Linked DNA regions of Homo sapiens: region 1 is linked to region 2. A link is a loop called in an ENCODE intact Hi-C map of the cell type or tissue named here. Cell type or tissue: Calu3. All regions are shown on one strand. Each heading gives the region's core, and the rest is flanking DNA. Links, peaks and the distances in the headings are about the cores only.

Evidence for each region. Peaks named below come from ENCODE experiments on the same cell type or tissue, not always from the same donor. Only the 100,000 strongest peaks of a DNase experiment are listed, where the experiment ranks them.
Region 1: a loop joins it to region 2, with 2.7 times the contacts of the local background. A loop is called at or near these places in 12 of 110 quality-filtered maps.

Annotation. Positions count from the first base shown.
Region 1 is chr5:56,118,233-56,127,380 of GRCh38, reverse strand. It overlaps ANKRD55 (ankyrin repeat domain 55), which reads left to right. Exons shown (of 12, transcript NM_024669.3): 8 at 275-459. LOC101928419 (a long non-coding RNA gene) reads right to left here and starts at 3,280. Exons shown (of 2, transcript XR_241794.2): 1 at 3,123-3,280; 2 at 1-950. It also overlaps the pseudogene RNU6-299P. RefSeq lists a silencer at 4,937-5,109. In Calu3, for the core only: no CTCF peak of the experiment used is centred there; a DNase peak (open chromatin) is centred at 3,400.
Region 2 is chr5:55,978,266-55,987,413 of GRCh38, reverse strand. It overlaps IL6ST (interleukin 6 cytokine family signal transducer), which reads left to right. Exons shown (of 17, transcript NM_002184.4): 2 at 4,603-4,690. Among named protein-coding and RNA genes, the nearest start is that of IL6ST, 12 kb to the left of the region's middle. In Calu3, for the core only: no CTCF peak of the experiment used is centred there; no DNase peak of the experiment used is centred there.

The DNA.
Region 1 (9,148 bases), core at 2,462-4,961, 140 kb before region 2:
ATTTCAATCCATCCTTCGTTCACTAGTTATGGAAGACAATTTAGCTCCTGTGGGAGACAAAAATCTCTGCAGTGACTTGAGACAAGTGGACACTTGTTGGAGAGCTTAGATAGAGTGTATTTTTATTCTTTTTTTTCCATTTCCTTTTCTCTTTTCATCTTTTTTCTTTCTTTCTTTCTTTCCTTTTTTTCCTTTGTATTTTTATCTTAACATGCCTAGACAGAGAAGAACACTGGATTGTACATAATGGGCTTTCTTTGACTCTCTTTTCCAGAGTGGAAATAGGATTCTGTGCTCCATCATTCTGAGCCATCACCAGGGGCCGTCCATAATCAACTATGATGATGAGAGTGGGAAGACATGTGTACATATCGCAGCGGCAGCGGGCTTCAGCGATATTATTCATGAGCTGGCAAGAGTCCCTGAGTGTAACCTGCAGGCTCTGGATGTGGATGACAGGTATCCATGGTAACCAGAAAGTGCTGGGAAACTAGTCATTTCCCCCTAACTGAATCTTAAAATAAAGGAGATGTTTAAGGAGGTGTCCTATACAGCTATATCCCTATTGCCAGTAATACACATGGGCTTGTGACAATAAAAATTGCTCTATTTTAGTGAGAGGAGAAAAAATTATTGTTATGGAGAGGAAGACTGCGACTGTACAGTGTTGTCAGATTTTCCACTTTTTGCTAAATGTTCTCTGTGTTCTCAGAAGACGTTCTGTATTTCAGCTTCCTGCTATGTGCCCTCTTTGTTCCTAAAGGTAGGTTTTGGTTGTTTTTTTTTTCTTCATTCTTGGATTATGTTATAAAGTCCACAAGTTCTTTTATCCAGAGAAGAACATAATAGAGACTTTGTATTCTGGACTATTGGGCTTTTAGAACTGCAAGGAACTGTATCAGGTTGTTGTTGTTTTCGATCATCAAAGATGTATTGTCTGAAAAAGGAAGCTAGGTCCAAAAAGGTAAAAAGACTTCTGTCAGAGCTAGTTAGATACTAAATGAAGATTTGTACACCTGTCTTTCAAACTTGTAGCTTTTCATCTATAATGCCCTGCTTATCTAAACTGTTTTGGTTAGGCACTGAGTCAATGGAAATGTAAGAAAAATATAACAACAAACAAGACTATCAAAAATAAGTATAGACTTGAGCACTCTGGTTTCTTTATCCTCTTGTATTGAAGTGCAAAATTAGCCCCTTACTTGTAATTATTTTATTTTATTTTATTTTATTTTATCTATTTTTTTGAGATGGAGTCTCGCTTTGATGCCCAGGCTGGAGTGCAGTGGTGCAACCTCAGCCCACTGCAACCTCCACCTCCCAGGTCCAAGCGATTCCCTTGCCTCAACCTCCCAAGTAGCTGGAACTACAGGCTCCTGCCACCATGCCCAGCTTACTTTTGTATTTTTATTAGAGACAGGGTTTCACCATGTTGGCCAGGCTGGTCTTGAACTCCTGGCCTCAGGTGACCCGCCCGCCTCGGCCTCTCAAAGTGCTGGGATTACGTGCGTGAGCCACCGTGCCCAGCCTACTTATCATAATTTTAGATGCCCCAAGAAAGCACCTCCTACTCCCAGATACCTGAAATTCTTTTTTTAAAAATTATTTTATAAAATATGGAATACTTCACAAATTTGTGTGTCATCCCTGCGCAGGGGCCACGCTAATCTTCTCTATTAATACCTGAAATTCTTTTAACTCAGGGAAAAAATGGGGAGTTCTACATAGGTCTCAGAAGTTGGAGATGGTTAAATGACTTTAAGTAAAATTAAAGTATAAATCATTGAAAGTAGACATTTTCCAGCCAGTGTGGTGGCTCACACTTATAATCCCAGCACTTTGAGAGGCCGAGATGGGTGGATCACTTGAGGTCAGGAGTTTGAGACCAGCCTGGCCAACATGGCGAAACCCATCTTTACTGAAAATACAAAAATTAGCCAGGTGTGGTGGCGGACACCTATAATCCCAGCTACTCAGGAGGCTGAGGCAGGAGAATCGCTTGAACCCAAGAGGCAGAGGTTGCAGTGAGCCAAGATCGCGCCATTGCACTCCAGCCTGGGTTACTAAGCAAGCAAGACTCTGTCTGAAAAAAAAAAAGAAAAAAGAAAAAAGTAAGTGTTTTCCTAAGAGCAGATGTTGATCCTAAGCAAGTAAGAAAGTAGAAGAACATAAGCTACATTAGGAAAAAAGTGAATTAACCATTTTTTAAAAAAAGAACAAATTTCAGAAAGGCAGGCTGAGGGAAAGTTCATCTACTTCAAAACACTCCTAGAACCAGCTTTGAACAGAATAGTTCCCATTTTGCAATACCACCCACTTAGCAAAGAAAATCCAATTCTCTAGGCCTCATGGTGGAAAGTAAAACTAAGGGGAAAAAAGAAAGTACAAAGATAAGGAGAGTTCAAAAGGAAGTAAAATATCCAGAAGAGTCCTTTCCAATCCAGTACTCAATTCAGAGGCCTCATGTACTGATCAAATCCTAGCCTCCATTTTTTTCCACGTTTTCTGCAGCAAAACATGAAATTCTGCCTTCATGCTGAAGCTATAAGCTTCTGTTAATAGTTGAATTTTTCAGGGCCAGGCACAGTGGCTCACATCTATAATCCCAGCACTTTGGGAGGCTGAGGCAGGTAGATCACAAGGTCAGGAGTTCAAGACCAACCTGGCCAACATGGTGAAACCCTGTCTCTACTAAAAATACAAAAATTAGCCGGGCGTGGTGGCGCACGCCTGTAATCCTAGCTACTCCGGAGGCTGAGGCAGGAGAATTGCTTGAACCTGAGAGGCAGAGGTTGCAGTGAGCTGAGATTGTGCCACTGCACTCCAGCCTGGATGACAGAGCGAGACTCCGTCTCAAAAAAAAATTAAAAAAAACAAAAATAAATAGTTTAATTTTTCAAAGTTTGCACAGGTTTATGTGCTTTAAGTATTTACAATAATTGTGATTTCCCTTTCCTTCTTCTCTTTTTTAGTGAAAGTTTTTCCTATTGAAAGTTTTTGTGAAAAGGAAAGAAAAGTAAAGTAGTAATAAAAAGAGGTAGAAGGAAAATATGAAGAACTAGGCCTCCCAGATAGTAAAACACATCATAAGTCTATGGTACTTAAAACATTGTAGTACTTACCTAAGATATGACACAGAACACATAACCCAGAAGCAGCATATGTAGCTTAAGTGTTTCAAATTTCATCAGTCTATGAGGTCACAGTCCGCTTTAATATGCAGTTTACTTGTCTTCAGAGAGGAAAGTCTGTTACCAAGTCCTGCTCTCTGTGTATTTCTGGGAATTCTCTGGGGAATGTTTACATGTTTCATTAATCATTCCTCAGTCACTGATAGCTCAACCAACGCTGCATCCTTGGACCCATTATCTCCTGCCATTCAGCGGCCACCACATCCGCCCACTCTTGTCTCTGCTGAATTCCTTCTGAATCATGGGCCCTGCCCTTTAGCCCCCTGCTGTGACAGCTGAGGCAGATTGGCTGTGTTTGCAGGACATCCTGAAGCTTAGAGATAAGAAGGAGCTAAAGTTTAGACAACTTGAAATTAGGTACCACAGACTGGCCCCAAGGACATGAGTATATTAGAGATTATCTATATGCTCCCCTCGTTACTCAGCAAAACCCTGTTCTTCTGGATCGCTTCCATGTTGATGGTCAGAGGAATTTAAACAGTCGGTCTTAGTAATTGTCATGAAGGAGTATTTCACAAAGCTTCTGAGTGAATCATCACATGTTGGTAAGCCTGACTAGATCAACATCCAGCCCTCCATCTGCTGAATTTATTGGCAATACACTGTCTAAATGGGAGGACATAATCTGCTGGGGACCCGTCCTGTTTCAGAATAAATGTCTCCTGGAGACCTCTCTCACATAGAATGGAACTAATCACATCTGCCACATTCAAATATGCAGTGTGATTGATCACTGTGTTGAAAAATACATGGCCCTATTACGTGTTATAAAATTGCTGCTTCTAGCATAACAGGAAAAAGGTGTTTAATTGACAGAAGATACAATCTGTACCTGGTAATTCTGGGGCCACACAATATACATACATATATGCTCTCCAAATACTCATGTCCAACCCCGTTCACAGATATACCCAACCCAGCCCTTCTCTGTCCAGCTGCCAGGCTGCCTCCAGGCCTGAGAGACCACCTGGCCCTCTCAGAAGTGCCCTTCTGCCCAAGGTTCAGGCCCTGCACAAGGCTGAGGAGAGGTCTTCCATGACCTCCTTTCCTGCCCCAGGACTGCCCATTTCCCGAGTGACTTACCAGAGGGATAGTCATTCTTTGCACAGAAGACCCCATTCATAGGAATGTGGGCCAGGCTCACACCTGTAATCCCAGCACTTTGGGAGGCTGAGGCAGATGAATCCCTTGAGCCCAGGAGTTCGAGAGCAGCCTTGGCAACATGGCGAAACCCCATCTCTACAAAAAATACAAACATTAGCCGGACATAGTGGTACATGCCTGTAGTCCCAGCTACTCAGGGGGCTGACATGTGAGGATTGCTTGAGCCCAGGAGGTGAAGGTTGCAGTGAACTGTGATTGTACCACTGCACTCCAGCCTGGGTGACAGAGTGAGACCGTATCTCAAAAAAGGAATGTCAACTTGCCCTTTGCCCTTTGCCTCTCCCTACACCCCCAGAAAAAAATCAGAACATAGTTTTGTGACATCAGTACTTAATCCAAAATATAGTTATTCAATCTTTTATTTTTGGAGACAGAGTCTCACCCTGTCACCCAGGCTGGAGTGCAGTGGCACGATCTCAGCTCACTGCAACCTCCACCTCCCTGGTTCAAGCGATTCTCCTGTCTCAGCCTCCCGAGTAGCTGGGACTACAGGTGTGCGCCACCATGCCTGGCTAATTTTGGGTTTGTTTTTTTTTTAGTAGATTAGGGGTTTCACCATGTTGGCCAGACTGGTCTTGAACTCCTGACCTCAAGTGATCCACCCACCTCAGCCTCCCGAAGTGCTGGGATTCTAGATGTTAGCCACCGTGCCTGGCCTAGTTTATTCAATCTTGAATACAACTATGTGTAGAATCAAACGTCCAGTACCTTTTCACAGTATTTTCCAGGATGACCTGATGGCCAGGGCTAATCGTCTTTAGGCCACCTCCAAGCTCTCAAACTCTGATCTCCTGCTGGCAACTGCCTAAGCTACTACAAGTCCACAGCTTCCAAAAATAATAATGCATAGGCACAGAGCAGCTATAAATCTACACTTAAGAAACATTTTTTTAGAGTAAACATAATCTTCAGAGATGCAACTCTATCTCCCAGCAAGTTGACTTTTTATATGCTTCAGCTAAGCTTCAGCTTCTCAAACTTCTGTTTTAGATCGAAGTATTTGCTGTACATTAGGCACACTTAAAAACCCACTGGGACAGGTTACCAAAACACAGGCAGAGTCCTTCATCCAAGACAAAGCCAAGCCTTGACCTCCTAGAAAACAGTAGGTGCTCTTTAAATGAATAGTGGAAATTCTTATTTCTACTCACAGAGTTAAAAAAATTCAGGGTCTAATTCTACCCAGAATTATTTTGTCTTTGGTACAATAAAGAAAGCAGTATCACAAAAGTACCAATTTATTCGACCTTCTTGTTGGGAGCCTCTATATGTGCCAGAACCACACAGTGAGTGAAAGGCTCCCATTCCCCTCCCACGTGGAGCATACAATCTTTTTTAAAAAGTGGTGGAACACTGGCCGGGTGTGGTGGCTCACTCCTGTAATCCCAGCACTTTGGGAGGCCCAGGCGGGTGGATCACGAGGTCAGGAGATCGAGACCAGCCTGGCCAACATGGTGAAACCTCATCTCTACTAAAAATACAAAAATTAGCTGGGTGTGGTGGCGGGCGCCTGTAGTCCCAGCTACTCGGGAGGCTGAGGCAGGAGAATCGCTTGAACCCCAGGGGCGGAGGTTGCAGTGAGCCGAGATTGTGCCACTGCACCCCAACCTAGTGACAGAGTGAGACTCCATCTCAAAAAAAAAAAAAAAAAGTGGTGGAACACTTACTATATCAAGTATTTATGTTATTTTACAGCCCAGAGTTTTAAAAGTTATAATGATTTTTATCTATAATTTAACCTAATTTCTATTTTTGAGTTATCTCACTAGATTAGTAGGAAACCTAAACTCGTCTTTTAAAGCCCCCCACCCCACTTGCCTTATTGTGTGTGCCTTGGTTCTGGAATTTTATACAATGGGTGTATAGGAATAGAGATGGAGGATGGCCCCTCGTCTTCTGTCCTTATCCCTTCAGGTCAGATGATGTTCAGCTGTGTCAGTGCTGTGCTTGGGCACGGGCGCCATCTTGGCCTGCCTGTGGTCCCATTGCCTAGACAAACCACAGACATTCCCCATCCCTCGCTCCTAGTATCTCTGCTAGTGAAGCAAGGTTCTTGACCCCTTTGCTCCTGAGTCCAGTGGTCCTTTATGCTCTTGTCACACCATCTTTTTTTTTTTTTTTTTTTTGAGACGGAGTCTCCCTCTGTCGCCCAGGCTAGAGTAGCAGTGGCGCGATCTTGGCTCACTGCAACCTCTGCCTCCCAGGTTCAAGCAATTCTCCTGCCTCAGCCTCCCGAGTAGCTGGGATTACAGGCATGTGCCACTACGCCCAGCTAATGTTTTGTATTTTTAGTAGAGACAGGGTTTCACCGTGTTAGCCAGGATGGTCTCGATCTCCTGACCTCGTGATCCGCCTGCCTTGGCCTCCCAAAGTGGTGGGATTACAGGTGTGAGCCACCATGCCCAGCTGTCCCACCTCGTCCATTGAAGGGGGACCACCTTTCCAGTGCTGGGGGAGCCATTTCCATTCAGATGTTTAGTTAAGTATTTTCCCTTTGCTCTGAAGTTGCTCTCAGTCCCAAGCTTGGCTTTTGAAAGCAAAAATACTTTTCCCTTCCTGACTTTGCAATATTCCTCCCCTGAGGTTGAGCACAAAGTCAACCATCCCCTTAAATAGGGGAAAGAGGCGAGGTAGAAAATATGTATAGAGATCAGGATCTTAAAATATAATCCCACCACATGAAGAAATGGTGTTAAGAGGGCTTGGTGCGGTGGCTCACGCCTGTAATTCCAACACTTTGGGAGGCCGAGGACGGCGGATCAGGAGATCGAAACCATCCTGGCCAACATGATGAAACCCTGTCTCTACTAAAAATACAAAAATTAGCTGGGTGTGGTGGCCCGTGCCTGTAATCCCAGCTACTCGGGAGGCTGAGGCAGGAGAATAGCTTGAACCAGGGAGTCGGAGGTTTCAGTGAGCTGAGATTGCACCACTGCACTCCAGCCTGGCAACAGAGCAAGACTATGTCTCAAAAAAAAAAAAAATGGTGTTGAGAAAAGTTGGCTATGTAATTACAAAAACAGTCAAATTGGCTCTGACCTCACTGCACATACCAAAATACGCATATAGACACACACACAGGTTTTGTTTGTTTAGTTTTTGTTTTTTGAGACAGGGTCTCGCTCCATTGCCCAGGCTGGAGTGTGGTGGCAGGATCTCGGCTCACTGAAGCCTCAACCTCTCTAGGCTCAATCAATCCTCCCACCTCAACCTCCTGAGAAGCGAGGACTACAGGCACGTACCCATCACATCCAACTAATTTTTATATTTTTTTTGTAGAGACTGGGTTTTGCCATGTTGCCCAGGCTGGTGTCGAACTCCTGAGCTCAAGCAATCTCCCACCTCTGCCTCCCGAAGTGCTGGGATTTCAGGCATGAGCCACAGTGCTCAGCCATGGTTTTTTATTTTTAAACCAAATAAATCTAGAATACTGGTGTTCTTTTTATTTACGTTCAGTAAAATTTACTTTTATGGTGTACAGTTCTATGTGTTTTAACATGCATGAATTCATGTTACCACCACAAACAGAATTCAGAACAATTCCATCAACTCCAACATCAACTCATGTCCTTCCATATAGTCAAGCCCTCTCCCATCCCTAAGCCCTGGCAACCACTCAATAGTTATCTGTCTGTATAGTTTTGCCTTTTCCAGAAGGTCATGTAAGCGGAAATATACAGTAGGTCATCCTTTGAGACTGATTTATTTGATTTATTTCACTTAGCAGAATGCATTTGTCACTCATCTATGTTGTTGCATGTATCAGCAGTCTGTTCTTTTTCACTACTGAGTAGTATTCCAGTACTACTGGAATAGGATGAACCACAGTTTGTTTGTCCATTCACCCACTGAAGGACATTGAGTTGTTTCCAGTTTTTGACAATTATGATAATGCTTCTACAAACATTTGTGTACCATTATTTCTGTGAATGTAAGTTTTTATTTCTCCAGCAAAATACTTAAAAGTGGGATTTGTAGGTTATAAGTATGTGTTTAACTTCGGAAGGAACTGCTAAATTATTTTCCAGAGCAGCTCTTACCACTTTACATTCCCACCAGGAATGTATGAAAGTTCCAGTTGCTCCATATCTTCACCAGCACCTGGTATTGCCAAGCTTTGTTCTCTTTGGGTTTTTTGGTTTGTTTGTTTGTTTTTCTTATTTTAGCCATCTTCATAGGTGTGTATTGGTATTTCATTGTGGTTTTAATTTGCATTTCTCTAATGACAGATGTTATTGAGTACCTCTTCATGTGCTTATTTACCATCCATATATCTTCTTTGACGAAATGTCTATTCTGATCTTTTGCTAATTTTTAAAATTGGTTTATTTTCTTATTGTTCCGTTCTGAAAGATTTTATTATTTTATTTTATTTTATTTTATTTTATTTTATTTATTTTTTGAGATGGAGTCTCGCTCTGTTGCCCAGGCTGGAGTGCAGTGGCATGATCTCGGCTCACTGCAAGCTCTGCCTCCCCGGTTCACACCATTCTCCTGCCTCAGCCTCCCAAGTAGCTGAGACTACAGGGCCCGCCAGCATGCCTGGTTAATTTTTTGTATTATTAGTAGACACGGGGTTTCATCATGTTAGCCAGGATGGTCTCGATCTCCTGACCTTGTGATCCACCTGCCTTGGCCTCCCAAAGCGCTGGGATTACAGGTGTGAGCCACCGCACCCAGCCAGTTCTGAAAGATTTTATATACTAATTACCAGTATTAGTAATACTTTGTTGACTATGTGATTTGCAAATATTTTCTCCCAGCCTATGGCTTGTCTTTTTATTCTCTTAAGA
Region 2 (9,148 bases), core at 3,813-6,312:
TCCTTTGGTCTGTTAATATAGTAATTAGCAGTATCTTTTCTCATTTTGAACTGTGCTTATTTTAGGCTAAATACTTGTTAGCATTCACACTTTGGTTTTGTTTTCAAATCTATTTAGACTTTTCTCTAACCATACTACAAAAAAATGTTAAAGGCAGTTTTTCAGGCCCAAGGAAAATGATACCAGATGGAAATACGGATCTATACAAAGGAATTAAAAGCTCTAGAAATGGTAACCACACGAGTAAATATGTGCCAGTCTCACTCTGTCACCCAGGCTGGAATGCAGTAGTGCAACCACAACTCACTGCAGCCTCGACCTCCAAGGCTCAAGCAGTCCTCTCACCTCAGCCTCCTGAGTAGCTGGGACAACAGGCATGCACCACCACAGCTGTCTAACTTTTTATTTTTTGTAGAGGCGAGAGTCTTACTATATTGCCCAACCTGATCTTAAACTTCTGGGCTTAAGTGATCCTCCTGCCTTGGCCTCCCAGAGTGATGGGATTTCAGGTGGGAGCTACCAATGTGAAGTTTTAATATATGCAAAAGTAAAATATATGCTAAAATAGCACAAAGGTCTGGGGGGAGAAATGGAAGTATACTATTATATACTATGCCTGAGGTGACATAATATTACTTGAAGATAGATTGTGAAAAGTTAAAGATGTACACTATAAACCTAAAGCAACCAATAAGAAAACAAAGAATTATAGCTTATTAGCTAACAAGGAAAAGAGAATAAAAAATAATTAAGAAAAATAAATGCAGAAAAGTAAACAGGAACAAAGAACAGTCAAGAAGAAAACAAATATGAAGCTGATAGCTTTAAACCTAATCATATCACAAATTATATTAAATGTAAATGGTCTGAACACCCAATTGGAAAGCAGAGATTATCAGATTGGATACAACCACATGCTGCCTACCCCCTAAAGATGCCACTTAAATATGAAGAAACATACAGATTAAACAAAAAAGAATGGGAGAGGATATGTCATGATAACACTAATCAAAGTAAGACAGAATTGGCTATAGTAATATCAAAGTAGATTTCAGAGAATGTTACCAGTGGTAAAGAAGGGCATTTCCTAATGATAAAAGGGTCAATTTATCAAAAGGATCTACCAAATAACATAGTTTCAAAACACAACAGGGTAAAAACTGCAAGGAGAAGTAAATCCACAGTTATATTCAGGGATTTCAATATCCCTTTTTGAACAATGATAGAAGTAGTAGTCAGAAAATCAGTAAGGATATGGAAGATTTGAACACTATCAACCAAATTCACGTAATGACCATTTATGTAACACTCTACCAGCAGCAGCAGTGCTTTTTAAGTGCACACAGAATATTGATTTCAAGATTTATAAGGCTAAAGTCATCACGACAGTGTGGTGGTAGCATATAAATAAGCAAATTGATCAGTGGAACAAATAGAGTAGGAGTCATCCTACCTTCTGTTTTCATAAAGTACTGTTAGAACACAGCCACCCCTGTTTGTTTATGTATTTTCTATGGTTGCTTTTGTGTCGTAACAGTAGATTGGTAGCTCCAATAGAGACCTTATGGCTCACAAACCTAGAATATTTACCTCCTACCTCATACATGAAAAGCTTGCCCACCCTGGAATTGAGAGTAGCCAAATAGACCCACACCTGTGAACAACTGATTTTTAAGAAAGACGCAAAGGCAATTCACTTGAGAAAGGATAATTTTTTCAGCAAATAGTTTTGAAACAATTATCCGTATATACAAAATGAACTCAAATTTCAGCTTGACACCACACATAAATATTAACTTGAAATAACTGAGACCTAAATGACCCTAAAACTATAAAACTTGTAGGAAAAAACCTTTTTGACTTTATTTTTATTTTTTATATTTTTTTTTTTTTGAGAAGGAGTCTCATTTTGTCACCCAGGCTGGAGTGCAGTGGTGCTATCTCTGCTCACTTGCAGCCTCCTCTGCCTCCCGGGTTCAAGCAGTTCTCTTGCCTCAGCTTCCTGTGTAGCTGGGATTACAGATGTGCACCACCACACCCGGCTAATTTTTAAAATATTTTAGTAGAGACAGGGTTTCACCATATACCCAGGCTGGTCTCGAACTTCTGAACTCAGGTGATCTACCCACTTCGGCCTCCCAAAGTGATGGGATTACAAGTGTGAGCTACTGCGTCGGGCCCTTTATGATTTTAGATTAAGCAAAGACTTCTTAGATACATCAAAAACACAAATTGATGAATTGAACTTTATTAAAATTAAACCTCCTATTCGTCAAAAGATACTGTTAAAAGAATGAAAAGACAAGCATACAAGAAAATAATGCGTAAATCCATTTTCTAATAAAGGCCAGAATATCTTCTTAGAACTTTCAAAACTTAATGAGAAAACAGGAAACCCAGTTGATCAATATGTTTGAACAGACACATCATCAAAGAAGATATAGCCAAGCACACACCTGCCGTAGGGCCTAGCCATTCCACTCTTCACTTACCTTCTATTTTGGGGACACACACTATGTGTTAGTTTCCTAGGGGCTACTGTAATAGAGCATCCCTTTGTTACAGTATCCCTTACCTGAAATACTTAGTAACAGAAGTATATTGGATTTTGGATTTTTTTTTTTCAGTTTGTGTTGTATTTGCATTATATACTTAAAGTTAAGCATCCCAAATCCTAAAATCTGAAATCCAAAATGCCAGAGCTCAAAACGTTTTGGAATTAGAGCATTTCAGTTTTTAGATTTGGGATGTTCAACCTGTACCACAAATTGGGTGGCTCAAAACAACAAATTTATTCTCTCAAGGTTTTGGAGGCTAGAAGTCCTTTTGAGACTTTGGATAGAATCTTCCTTTGCCTCTCCTAGCTTCTGGTGGTAGCCATCGTCGTTGAGATTCCTTAGCTTACAGCTGCATAACTCCAATCTCTGCCTGTGTATTCACATGGTATTCTTCCTGGCTCTGTCTCTTTAAAGACACCAGTCATATTGTACTAAAGGCCTATTATACTCCACTATAACATCCAATTAAATCTGCCCATAGAGTAACATTTTGTGCTACTGGGGTTAAGACTTCAACATATTTTTTGGGGGGAACAGTTCAGCCCATAACAAACAAAAAGAAAATTAATTTAATTATATTGTATTTAGAACAGGGGTTGGCAAACTATAGCCCATAAGCCAAATCCAGCTTGCAGCCATTTTTATAAATAAAGTTGCATGGGAATATACCTATGCCCACTTATTTACATATTGTGTATGGCTGCTTTTGCACTTTAATAACGGAGTTAACTAATTGCAAGAGAGAACTTAAAGCCCACGAAATCTAAAATATTTATTATCTGGCCCTTTACAGAAAATGTTTGCTAGCCTATTTTAGAAGGTGTTAAGTGTTGTAGAAAAAAAAAAAATCAGTAAAGGGGTATAAGAAACACAGGGTGGTTAGGGAAGATCTCTATGAGGAGGTGAATTTGAGCAAAGGCTACAAGGAATTACTCTCTATATATTAACTTATGAAGATGTCCACTATGTAGTGTTAAGTGAAAAAGGTTATAAAACATTTCTCACTTACATGATCCCATCTTTGTAAAATAGAAAAGTGTGTATATTTATACAATGTAAAGTTATATAATACATGTATAAAAAATTTTGCAAGAATATCCACCAAAATGTTCATGGTAGTTATCTCTTGGTGGGATTATAGTGCACTTTCACATGGCATTTTTTCAGTTTCTTTTCATTAGACATTTAAAAAATATTTTTATAAATTTAATTCCTTATGTGTTATTAAGTTATATCAAAGGCTTAATGTGTATGAAACAATAATGGAAGATTCAACTCCTTGCCTAAGTTTGAAGTTACTTGTTGTATTTCAAAGAGGAGCACTAGTACTTAAGCTAGAATTTAAGTGAACAAATCTTAAAATGGATTTTTATCTCTGGTTACATAGAATAGTTGTTAGCAGGCTTAATTTAGTGCTAGTAGAAGAAGAAATATGTGATTGTTAAAGAACTCCGTCTGTCATAAATGTTCCTGTCATGTTTCTGTGACATTACATAGACGTCAGGGAAGTTTGCATTAGGTGTGGGTGAGCCAATAATGTTTGCAAGCGTATATCAAATCATAGCACTAGGGCTGGGCGCGGTGGCTCATGCCTGTAATCCCAACACTTTGGGAGTCTGAGGTGGGCAGATCCCTTTGAGCTCAGCCTGGGCAACATGGCAAAACACTATCTGTACTAAAAATAAAAAAATTAGCTAGGCATGATGGTGCCATCTCTAGTCCCAGCTACTCGGGAGGCTGAGGTGGGAGAATTACCTGAGCCTGGGAAGTTCAAGCTGCAGTGAGCTGTAATTGTGCTACTGCACTGCAGCCTGGTGATGGGAGTGAGACATTGTCTCAAAAAAAAAAAAAAAAAGCACTAGAATATTTGAATACTCTTATACAAGTGTTTATGGGTTTATTTTATTCTGAAGCTCAGAACATATCTAAAGTAGGATACTTTCTGCAAACCCAAAAGCCTAAGAGCAGATGGGGATTTTTAAAGTACACATATAATAAAATTATCAAAGCCAGCCTTCTGAACAAGACTCTCCTCTCTTTACAGTGAAACCCAATGGAAAAAGCATGACATTTAGAAGTAGAAGACTTAGCTTCAAATCCCTACTCCTTCACTTACTAATTTTGTGATTTGGGTAAGTAATTGATCTTGTCTGAATTTTTTGTTTTTTTATTTTACAAAGTTCCAATAAATAATCCCTGCCCTACTCACCTGATTCTTTAGGATATTAGGAGACTAAAGTGAAATAATTTATGTGACAACATTTTGTGTAATGTAAAATAATATCCTAGTGTTAATTGTTATGAACTCATAATTGATACTAATGGAAGAGAACAGAGTGGATAATTTAAAAACTAATTTAATAATTAGTTAATTTTGTGTAGGTATTACCAACTTCTGGCAGTTTATTCACAGTAACACTGTACTGTGAAAGATATATAGAAATTTTCTTCATCTTGATCCCCACGCAACTTATTAATTCAACAAGCATTATTTTGCCTTCTATTTGGCAATTTTAGTTCATATACTGTTCTACAATTGTAATAGTAATGTTACCATAGTAACAAAGTTTATATTGACATTCTTTTTCACATGCAATGTAAATCTAAATATATTCGTGCTTTTTATTTCATCCTTAGGTTAAGTTAGAAAATGAAAAAAAAATCACAATCCATAGGTGACAAAAATAATTTATAAAGAGCCTAACCATTAAATATTTATCCATTGTAACTCTACTGCTTTTTCTCTCACTTGAGAAAACATATGGAAATGAAAGTAAATGAGAATGAACAACTATAGGGATAATCTTGAATTTATTCTATTTTAAATAAATCATTTATGAACTTTGTTTCTCTAACATTAAAAGTAGCAATACTTGTTATACATCATCTAGCTCCTTTCGGCACACTACCATGTTATATCACCATAGTTGAGGAATGATTACAGCTTTTGGTTTTCAGAAATAATCTTTCCTGTATTTATGGTTACTAGTTAGGTTTTGGCTTCATAGAAGCTTCTCAAGTTACCTGCAAATTTCAAGGAAGGTTAGTGTATGCAATGTATGGTTATAATATATGCATAGAAAACTCTGCAAGAGGTGAGGTAATAGTGCTATTAATATAATTTTAAATTAAATATTAGTATCAACAGAAGGAAAGGAGGGAAAAAATAAGCAAACTACTGTCAATTCTGTCAATTTTTTTTTTTATTTTTTTGAGATGGAGTCTCGCTCTGTCACCCAGGCTGGAGTGCAATGGCACGATCTTGGCTCGCTGCAACCTCCGCCTCCCAGGTTCAAGTGATTCTCCTACCTCAGCCTCCTGAGTAGCTGGGACTATAGGTGTGCGCCACCATGCCCGGCTAATTTTTGTATTTTTATTAGAGACGGGGCTTCATCATATTGGTTAGGCTCGTCTTGAACTCCTGACCTTGTCATCCGCCTGCCTTGGCTTCCCAAAGTGCTGGGATTACAGGCATGAGCCACCGCACCCGGCCATAATTCTGTCAATTTTTAAGCAAGCCCCAAGTGAAGTTAACTGTATTGCATATAATATTTTATATAGTGTTACTGTGTCTTCATCTCTTAGATTTGGACTATGAAATCAAGTCCCATAATAGATGTTTCTTCATCACCTCTCCATTACAATCTTTTAAAAATTAGGAAAGATTACTTTCTAAATGTGAAATGTGGAATCTACCTTTGCCTAGTTCGCTTTGCTTGTGTTCCATGGTACTACTCAAACAAATCTAATTGCTTTGAAGTAATCATAAATTCTTTCATGGACCTCTTGTTCTGGAGCAGCTTTGTTGCAAGAATATAGTACATTTGGCTTGGCACAGTGGCTCACACCTGTAATTCCAGCACTTTGGGTGGCCAAAGAAGGAGGATTGCTTCAGACCAGGAGTTTGGGACCTGCCTGTGCAACATAGTGAGACCCCCATCTTTACAGAAAAATTTTTAAAAAATTAGCTGGGCATGCTGGCAAGCTGTTACATGATTAGGGAGTGCATAAAATCAAGTTAGTATGTATATTTAATAAAACAATATTGTGTTCCAAGTGCAGAACTAGGAAGCCATTTCTCATCAAGAAGAGTTAATAGTTTTATTTAGAAGAAAAAAATTACACATTAAGTATTTTGTCTTTAATAATTTTAGCTTTTATTTTAGGTTCAGGGAGTTCATGTACAGGTTACATGAGTATATTGTGTGATGCTGAGGTTTGGAGTACGATTGAACTGTCACCCAGTTGGTGAGCATAGTACCCAATAGTTTGAACCTTAAGTATTTATTTATTTTATTTATTTTTTGAGACGGAGTTTCACTCTGTCGCCCAGCCTGGAGTGCAGTGGCGCCATCTCCGTTCACTGCAACCTCCGCCTCCCGGGTTCAAGTGATTCTCCTGCCTCAGCCTCCCAAGTAGCTGGGATTACAGGTGCCCACCACCACGCCCAGCTACTTTTTGTATTTTTAGTATGGACGGGGTTTCACCATGTAGGCCAGGCTGGTCTGGAACTCCTGACCTCAGATGATCCACCCACCTCGGCCTCCCTGAGTGCTGGGATTACAGGCGTGAGCCACTGCACCTAGCTGACATTAAGTATTTTTTAATTTAAATTTATTTTTTGCATAAGTACTAAAGATTCACATGGTCAACATTGCAAGGCTGCAGAGTATATGGTGGAGCGTCTCCCTACCACCCTGATCTCTCAAATACCCTGTCACAGCCAGTATTTGAACTTTTATCCTCCTAGAGATACTGTGCATATATAAAAAAACGAATGTGTGTTTTGTTTTCTTGTATATTGTTTTGCCCACAAATAATAGCAAATGCGTTGTTCTGTACCTTAACAATGTAACAATGTATTTTAGATAACTTTATGTTTCTGTACATATAGAGCTTCCTCATTTTTTTTAAATGGCTACAAGTATTTACATTTACATGGTTTTGGTATACCATCATTTAACTAGTGTCCCATCATAATCAGGTTGTTTCAGCCTTTTACTGTTAAAAACAATGCAGTGAATAACTTTGTACATGTGTTGTTTTATTCATATCTGTAGGATAAAATAAAGTAGAATCATTAGAATCAAATGTGTGTGTTTTAATTTTGATTGATATTGCCGAACTGGCTCTCTGCCTTGTTTGGGTAGAGCTTTTTTCTTTGTTTTTAAGTGAGGTCTAATTTACAAACAACAAAACTGACCATTTTTAAAGTGTTCAATGTATTGGGAAGCTTATGCCAATTTACACTATAACCTGTAGTGTGTGACGATACTTTCGTTGCTTAGTCTCACAACACCCTGTTGATACTTTTTGGGTTTTTATATTTTTGCCAACACTAATATGTAAGAATGGTATTGGGATAATTTTTGGTTTGTTTACCTTTTGTTACATACTGCAAAACAGAACTCATAAGTGTACAGCTCAGTGAATTTATCACTGTCCAGATCAAGATACAGAACATGCTCAGCACCCAGAATGTCCCCTTTTATACCCTTCCTCACAAAAAACAACTGCTCTGACCTCTGTCACCAAACACCGTAGACTTTTGCCTCTTTTTGAACTTCTGTAAAATAAATCATGCAGAGCGTACTTTCTTGCCTTTTTTCTCTTTTAAAATTTTTTTGTAGAGTCAGGGTCTCACTATTTTGTGCAGGCTGGCCTCTTAACTCCTGGCCTCAAGCAATTCTTCCCCCTCAGCCTCCCAAAGTGCTGATATGACAGGTGTGGGCCACTGCACCCAACCTGTCTGATTTCTTTCATTCTGTATTATATATGAGATTCATCCATGATGCATGTATCTGTTGTTATTTTTCATTGCTGTGATTCAATTACTTGAATATACCATAATTTATCCTAGTGTTAATAGATATTTGGTTGATTTTATTTTTCATCTATTTTGAATAAAACTTCTGTAAACATTCTTGTAGATGTCTTTGGAGGTATTAAGCACTCGTTTCTTTTGGTTATACCTTATCTGGGCAGATTTTGTTTGTTTTAAGGTCTAATTTATAAACAATAAAATTCACCATTTTTTAGTTACAACTTGATAGGAAACCCATGAGTCTAACATTTCTGCGTTTCTTATCAGCAAAAACCCTGATGGCTGCCTTTTTTCTGAACTTTGTTTTGAGACGGAGTCTCGCTCTGTCACCTAGGCTGGAGTGCAGTGGTGTGACCTCGGCTCACTGCAGCCTCCGCCTCCCAGGTTCAAGCAGTTCTCTGCCTCAGCCTCCTGAGTAGCTGGGATTACAGGCGGCCGCCACCACGCCTGGCTAATTTTTGTATTTTTATTAGGGACAGGGTTTCACCATGTTGGTCAGGCTGGTCTTGAACTCCTGACCTCATGATTCACTCGCCTCAGCCTCCCAAAGTGCTGGGATTATAGGCGTGAGCCACCATGCCCAGCCAACTTACCTTTTAAAGAATGTTGGAAGGTAGACTCTCAGAGCCGTGGAGCAAAGGACAGGCTTACTTACAGTCTTCAAAGATACAGATAATGTCTCCCTCTAGAGTAAATGGCAGACATGCTTCCTGCATATTTTTCAAGTTTAGGGTTACTTAAGATCTGTCTTTCTTTCCTGTGAAGC